Regions from separate parts of the Homo sapiens genome. Here region 1 is linked to region 2. The links are chromatin loops, found by intact Hi-C in ENCODE. Cell type or tissue: OCI-LY7. All regions are shown on one strand. Each heading gives the region's core, and the rest is flanking DNA. Links, peaks and the distances in the headings are about the cores only.

The links. A loop is a pair of places that touch in the nucleus more often than their neighbours do. Peaks named below come from ENCODE experiments on the same cell type or tissue, not always from the same donor. Only the 100,000 strongest peaks of a DNase experiment are listed, where the experiment ranks them.
Region 1: it touches region 2 in a loop (8-fold over the local background); 104 of 110 quality-filtered maps call a loop at or near these places.

What each region holds. Positions count from the first base shown.
Region 1 is chr11:121,319,662-121,323,553 of GRCh38, forward strand. No RefSeq gene overlaps it. Among named protein-coding and RNA genes, the nearest start is that of SC5D, 29 kb to the left of the region's middle. In OCI-LY7, for the core only: a CTCF peak has its summit at 2,155; DNase peaks (open chromatin) are centred at 2,130 and 2,420; H3K4me3 peaks cover 374 bases; H3K27ac peaks cover 1,776 bases.
Region 2 is chr11:121,590,076-121,593,929 of GRCh38, forward strand. It overlaps SORL1 (sortilin related receptor 1), which reads left to right. Exons shown (of 48, transcript NM_003105.6): 30 at 1-99; 31 at 926-1,081. Among named protein-coding and RNA genes, the nearest start is that of SORL1-AS1, 140 kb to the left of the region's middle. In OCI-LY7, for the core only: CTCF peaks have their summits at 1,542 (motif pointing left) and 1,745; DNase peaks (open chromatin) are centred at 196, 916 and 1,506; H3K4me3 peaks cover 2,500 bases; H3K27ac peaks cover 2,500 bases.

The DNA.
Region 1 (3,892 bases), core at 703-3,202, 270 kb before region 2:
CCACCATCCCATTCCTGGCCATTTATTTTAGGCTCAACACAACAACAAAACACAAAATAACAGACTTCAAATATAATCAAGTATGTGTGTGTACACACATGCCTTCCCCGTGGGACAAAATATCACCCTGGGTACTGCAGGGTCTGGATAGTTCTTTACATTCTGATGCTTTAGTAAATGTTATCTATGGATTCTCGTCAAACATTTTGTTTATCTTAGGTTAAGATTTCCTTGTGTTTTAGGCCCTGATACAGAGGGGGAAAAACACCAGGTAAATATCTTTACAAAAAGGCAGGATTGAAAGTCAGTAGGGCAAGATTTAGATACAACACCTCCATAGGCCCCAGGAAGACCCATGCCCCATGACTTATGTCTCACCCAGAAGGATGTTTATGGAAAGATTTTTCTCAAGTATGTGAAGCTGGTTGCCCTGGAAGTTTTCCTATGAAGGTGTTGTCTGATATCTAATCCTTTTTTTCCCATTCAAAATCACAGTTTGTTTGTTTTCCTTTGGGAAAAACCTAGATATAGGAGCTAATGAGCCCACGTTTAGGGTTTAATAAATATTTTTTAGAGGTTTAAAGGACAATGTTGGCCAGGCATGGTGGCTCACGCCTATAATCCCAGCACTTTGGGAGGCCCAGGTGGGTGGATCACTTGAGGTCAGGAGTTTGAGACCAGCCTGGCCAACATGGTGAAACCCCGTCTCCCTACTAAAAATACAAAAATTAGCTGGGTGTGGTGGCGCATGCCTGTAATCCCAGCTACTTGGGAGGTGGAGGTTGTAGTGAGTCGAGATCATGCCATTGCACTCCAGCCTGGAGGACAGAGTGAAACTCCATCTCAAAAAAAAAAAAAAAAAAAAAGAAAAAGAAAAAAGAAAAAAAAGGACAACGTTTGTGATCATCTATTAATCATAATATTCAAAGCAGGTTTCAGAGTATATGTACAAACTACTCAGCCGGTCTGAAGACAAAACAGCCAGGAGTTGTTTGAATCGGATGTTAGACACCTTTTCAATGAAACTCACACTGCATCCTACACCTGGAGATCAACACAGCTGCCTGGATGTTGCAGCCTTTTCCTCCACAACTTTATGGAAGAACCCAGTTGCTATGAATGAGCAGGCTGGTTTGGAAGCAGCAGTTGATAAGCAAATGGGAGACTACCCAAGGGCGACCCTCCTGAAGGGATGTGAAAATTCTCAAAACATGAATCCTCAGATAATGTTATTATCATTTAGGTACATTCTTTCAACAAATAATTTTGATTACCTGGTGTGTATCAGGTGTTGTGCTAGAAGGTAGGATAAAGCAGTAAATAGTTAAGAAGGAATATCAATAAAGTATAGTGGAAATTTGGATAGGAAATCTATGGACGTGCTACGAGATAGTAAGTTAGCAGGAGGTAACATACCCTAGGGAAAATTCTCCCAAAAGGATGCAACGCTTAACCAGAGGTCTGAAGGTGACAGGCAGGAAGGCCAGTAGAAGAGGGTTCTGGGTAGAAATAATTGGTTGAAGGAAGGTTAAGAGTGGGAAGAGCATGGACCATTCAAGACACTGAAGGAGGTCCAGCATGACTGGAATGTAGAATTCTAGAAGACTGGAAAGAGATAGAGGCTGGACAGCAAGGTGAGCCAGATCCTGGAAGGCTTTGTTGTTCCTGCAAAGAGAGTTGGTTTTATCATAAACGCAATGGGAAGACACTGAAAAGGATATTCTGTGAGGTGATGGAATCAGGTTTGTACATGAGAAGTATCACACTGACTGCCGTGTGAATGGATGGGTGCCAGGGGGATACAGATTTGGGAATTAGCCGGTATAGATGTGAATAAAAGCCAGAAGACATGGCCCAGAGAGTGTGTGCCGAGTGAGAAAAGGGACAAAGATGGAATCCTAAGGAATATGGAAAAGTCAAGGAGAAGAAGAGCAAGTAATAAACTGAGAAGGAGCCAGAGAAATGAGACTAACCAGGAGAAGGTTGCTTTGCAGGAACCAAGGGGGAGACTGTTTCCAGAAGAAGGAAACTGTCAGTGGTGACAAATGTCACCGAGAAGTCAAGGAAACTAAGGACTGAGGAGCATCTCATGCATTTAACACAGGGAGGCGATGGGTAAGCTTGATAAAACCAGCTTCGGTAGAGTGGTGGCAGCAGAGGCCAGACTACAGTGAAGAAATACGATGACTGGTTGGGGAGGGATGGAGATGGCTCTTCTGGAAGTACAGTTCCAAATGTGGGGACAGATAGAGCCAATAGTCGATAAAAGGGGATTGGGTGAAGGTGGGAGGTGTTATATAAATACGAGAAATTTGGGGGATATTTAAGTACTGAGGGAAGTGGCAAGTTGAGTGGGAGAATGGAAGAAGTCTCAGATGAAGGTTATCAAGAAGGCTGGAGAGGCTGTGATTCAGAGCACACAGAGCAGTGGCTTTGGCTGGGAAGAGGGATGGGCTTCTGCATTTCTGTGCATTTCTGGGTTCAGTGGCAATGGTTTGAGAGTGTTCCTGTCTGGCAACTCTCATTCTCTCTGTGAGGATAAAAGGTACTACGGACTACATTTTTCTACATACCCATTGCAAAAGTTTAAAATCCTTCTCAAAGAGGAAGGTTGTTTTTTTTTTGTTTTTGTTTTTTGTTGTTGTTATTGTTGTTTGTGTTTTTTTGAGGTGGAGTTTCGCTCTTGTTGCCCAGGCTGGAGTGCAGTGGCAAGATCTTGGCTCACTGCAACCTTTGCGTCCCAGGTTCAAGTGATTCTCCTGCCTCAGTCTCCCGAGTAGCTGGGATTATAGGTGCCCGCCACCATGCCTGGCTAATATTTTGTATTTTTAGTAGAGATGGGGTTTCGCCATATTGGCCAGACTGGTCTCAAACTTCTGACCTCAGATGATCCACCCACCTCGGCCTCCCAAAGTGCTGGGATTACAGGCATGAGCCACCGCACCCGGCCCAAAGAGAAAGTTTTTAAAAAGTATTCATGAAATTGGGAGAAGGATAGAGAATTCCTGAAGTGTGTTTCAAAAAAACAAATTTAGGCAAAAGTAATTGATGGCCAAGACACTTATGAAAGTAGACACTCACCGTGCAAATTCTGCCTACAGCAATCGATGGTGGGTGCACTAAAGATATGAATTCAAACAAAAACTGTGTATCTTACTCTAATAAACATTTATGATCAAGTCTAATGGTTAGGTGAATGACAACAATTCACCTTCCATATCCAGATTTAATGTTTTTCATCTGAGCAGTTGAATGAATACATAACCACTAATTGCAGTAGAATTATATGAAAATCAGGTAGTTTAATAAACTCTATGGATCTGAACAATAATTAACACAATAACCTGAATTTAATTAGATGCTCATATTAAATGCTGGCAATAAGCAAGTGCTGTCTTTGATGTCCACTTTAAGTGCATACTAAATATCACAGCATGGTCCAGTAAAAATAGACACAAATAGAGTCAATGATGTTTGAAGAAATGAGACAGAATAAATAAATCATACTCATATTCATGCCACCCTGGCGGTGGGGTGGGCACAGGAAAGCTTGTCATTTCCTTGTCTCAAAGTCATTATGCGGAAGCCAATGTTTCGAACTACAAAGAGTTAATCCTCCTCACTGAAGCCATCTTTTTTGTAGTGTTTTTGACAGGAGGGAGCCCTTGTCCTCTAGAAAAGGACCCGTAGAGCATTAGGAAGGCTCCTCAGCAGCAGGAACCAATGTTCTCTTTGTTATAACTCAAGCTGCAATTTTCTCTCTTTCCAGCAGAGAGAGAAAAATGGGAATGTGCTGCCTAGCATTCTACAGAAAAATCCCCCAAGTAATCATTCCAACACTCCTTCCTATATGGGCTCCTTGCGTATCTTCTCTGCAACATTTCCTTCTTAT
Region 2 (3,854 bases), core at 1-2,500:
TCCAGTTTCGGTGTGAGAATGGCCACTGCATCCCCAACAGATGGAAATGTGACAGGGAGAACGACTGTGGGGACTGGTCTGATGAGAAGGATTGTGGAGGTAAGAGGCCCCTGGGGCCTGGGTTAGCCCCATAACCAAGACACACCAGAATAGTTCCACCAGCTATGCAGGATGTGCCTGGCTGATTCCGTGTTTTGGGGGGCATATTTTTGTGAGAGGAGTGACTCAAATTTTTTCTGTTCCTCTTTCTCATTTTGAAATAAGTGTGGTTGGTTTCTCCTATTTTCAGGCTATTTATTCCGTATTTGCAGGGCAGAGTGAGAAGTCTAGAGCCTTCCTACTCAAAGTATGGTTTGCAACCAGTAGCATCTGCATCTCCTTGGAACTTGTTAGAAATGTAGAATCTCTGACCTCACCCCAGACCTACAGAGTCAGAATCTGCATGCTAATAAGCCCCCAGGTCCTGTGTGCTCCACAATGCATTTGAGGAGCACTCATGTGGAATGCAGACTTGCCCCTTTCCTTTCTGGCATTCTCATCTCTGAACCAGGTCGTGGAGTAGTTGCGGTTGAATTAACTAGAACACAATGCTTTGCCTCAGTAGGAATTCTCTTAGCCACCCTGTGCCTCCTCAGCCACCTGTTTCTTTCACCAGCCCCTGCAAAAGCAAACTTATCTGAATATTAACCGAAATCAAATATAGTAAGGGAAATCTACTCCCCAAAAGGGAAAAGAATATTGCCTCTTCTGACAACCCATTATACATGATTTCTAGATTAGCCGCTGCTCAGAGCTGTGCCAGTCACTGGCCTCCCTCAGCAGGTACAGCTAAAACTGGGACATCCGCACTAGGTTTGGGACATATTTGGTCTAAGATCAAGCTGCTTCTAATGTTTTGGGTTTCCGTGCTTGGTGTTTTTCTCAGATTCACATATTCTTCCCTTCTCGACTCCTGGGCCCTCCACGTGTCTGCCCAATTACTACCGCTGCAGCAGTGGGACCTGCGTGATGGACACCTGGGTGTGCGACGGGTACCGAGATTGTGCAGATGGCTCTGACGAGGAAGCCTGCCCCTTGCTTGGTGAGTTCTGGCCCAGGTCCTCTCCTGTGGTACCTGCTATTGTGGAGAGGACCTTCTGGGGGTGTGCTCTGGGCACAATCCAACCGGGCCCCATGCCCTGCTGTCTGGGACTCTGCTGTGTGGCCAGGTTGCCTGTTACTAATGGTGTACCTCCAGGGAAGGCTGATTTCTAGCATTTTTTCCTGGATCATAGATGCATAGGAAATTGGAATGGGAGCATCTCATCCTCTATAACTGGCCTCTGACCTTCCTGCAAGATGCCAGCCACCCTGATTTCCACCCAGGCTATGGTTATGCCACCTTTGCTGCCTTCTTAGTGGGAAAGTACAAATTGGAATTAATGTGGAACTTTTTGTGTGTGTATTAAACTCTGGGGAGAGAGCCCAATTCAGCTTGCTAGTTGGCCGGCCTGTCCAACTAAAAGAAGGGTAAGCACTGCCATCTAGTGGCTAAACTCAAAGAGGCAGCTGAAGGTCTGTAGTCACCATATTGTTGGAGGTGGGGTAGAACTTGAAATCCCATTTCGTGTGTGCTCCTAACAGCAGGCGGAACAGAGGTGAGGATCCTGTGTTCTTTCCTAAGCAGGAGTCTACTTCAAACTCAGTTATAATAGGAGAACAAATAATTTTTTGCATGCTTTGCATGATCTTTTCCCTTCTTCTGTGAGCATGTTCTTTCCATTGCTTCCTTGTTTAAAAACATCAAAATCCCAAACTTTAGTGAACCTAAAGCATGTAGGGATCTCCTGGGTTCCACCCAGAAATTCTGATTCTATGTTTTTTATAAAACATTATAAAAATGATGTTTTTACTAGGGTGGTCTTTTTGCCATATTGAGTTTCCTCTTGTTCTCCTGTCTAGAAGATCAATTTTTGACAATTTCTATTTTCCAGGCCCTCTGTGAGCTGATTCCTCCTTGCCTCCCTGGATTCCTTACATCAGCCAAGCTAGATTCCTGATCTTCTTCAGATAGACTTGCTTCTTTCCTGCCTGTGCACCTGCAGCAAGGTTTTGCCCTCAGCAGGAACTCCTGTACCCTCAACCTTGTCTTCCTACTTTCCTTATCACTGAAACCCACCATCCATCAGTGCAAACAGAAGCATGGATTTTATAGCAAAAGAGACCTTGATATATTCATATCATCAGAACTTCTCAAAATGTGATGCAAAGACCACCCTAATGGAATCGCCTGGGGTGTTTATAAAAAAATGTAGAATCAGAATTTCTGGGTGGAGCCCAGGAGATCCCCATATGATTCTTAGGTTCACAAAAGTTTGGGATTTCTGCTTTGAACAAGTAGGGTATTATTCTCCTTTCAAGCTCCACCTCTGTGGCGCTTTCACTGATTCCTTTAAATGATTTCCATCTCTTTTCCAGTCTCATTAAACTTACCCATTGACCTTTTGATTCTTAACTATGATCTGCCATATATTGCTTCCTAATTATTTCATGCGTGTTGATCTTTGCTTCCATAGCCATTGTGTGGACTTCCTGTTTGGGAATCATGCTGTCTACTACTTTGAGTCCTGCTCTGTGTCTCCTACAATAATAGGCAAATAGTCAGTATCCCCTAAAATGCTTCTCAAATTAAAATGAATTGTAAAAGAGAAAACAAAACTTTGTGTCTGTCCTTTCTCCTCAAGGCCTACATATTTATTGAATAACTTGATTATCCTCTTCAAGTTGTTTTTGCTTATTGAAACTCTGACCAGGACATTAATAGACTCTAGCAAATTCTGACTAATCCAGTGATCAGATCTCTGTTTATATATCCTGTTCAGCTTTTGTACTTTCTTTTTTGTGCGCAGTGCTGGGACAAATTTAAACTCATTGTTATCTGTAGCTCGTGGATCTTCTTTGTTTAGTGTAGAAGTCTTCTAACTGGCTTATTAACCTCATATTTCTCCCCCTTTCAGTTTTTCTTCTGATAAGGCCCATACTGATGAATGCTCATGTCCTCCCCAGTATTGGAGCCCTCTGATGCCTCCCTTATTGTCCAGGGCATGATTTGCCTTGGCCTGGCATTCTCCCCCTTTTTATTTTTTATCACCTGTCTCCATGTACCTTGTGTTTCTGCAGAGTGGTTCTGAGATATAGGGAAAGCCCCTTTGAAAATCCAATGAAAACTATAGAATATGCACAATATCCTGAAGTTAATAATTGCTTTTTTCATTTGTTTGCTTAGGTTGTTTTGTACCATTTGCCAATGCTTTCTGCCTTTCAGTCGCCACTCAGGATAACTTTCCACAGGTCAACATGTCCAGGGATTTATCAAGTCCAGTTTTTCTCTTGGAGATACTCCTTCTAACAACGTGGATTCTCCTTTCGGGACAGATTGTTCTCTAGTCCTGCTGTGTGCCTGTTACCCAGGGACTTTCACTGCCTCCTTGGAATTCTCTTTGCCTTTCTCCCAGTTTAGATTCCTTGTTTCCTGGATCTTGTGTGTTGCTTTTTCTTGGTTTACTCCCTTGTTTGGGTGGAGTGCATCCTTCAGTAGCCTTGTCAGGTGAATATGATGACGCAGTGGCCAAGGACACTGTGATGACAGCTCTCAGGTGTTTGTCTCTTGAATTTTGCTGCTCTGGTTTGTATTGGTTGCCCTGTATACCTGGGGCACAACTGCCTTTTAGGACGTTGCACCATCATCATCTTCAGGATTTCCTTTACCTCCATCTCCTGTTGGAACTCCTGTTTTCTGTGTCCCAGTTTTTCTCTTTTTAGTTTAATCCCATGTTTCAGTAGAGCACGTTTTCTGGAAAATGCCTGAGAAAATG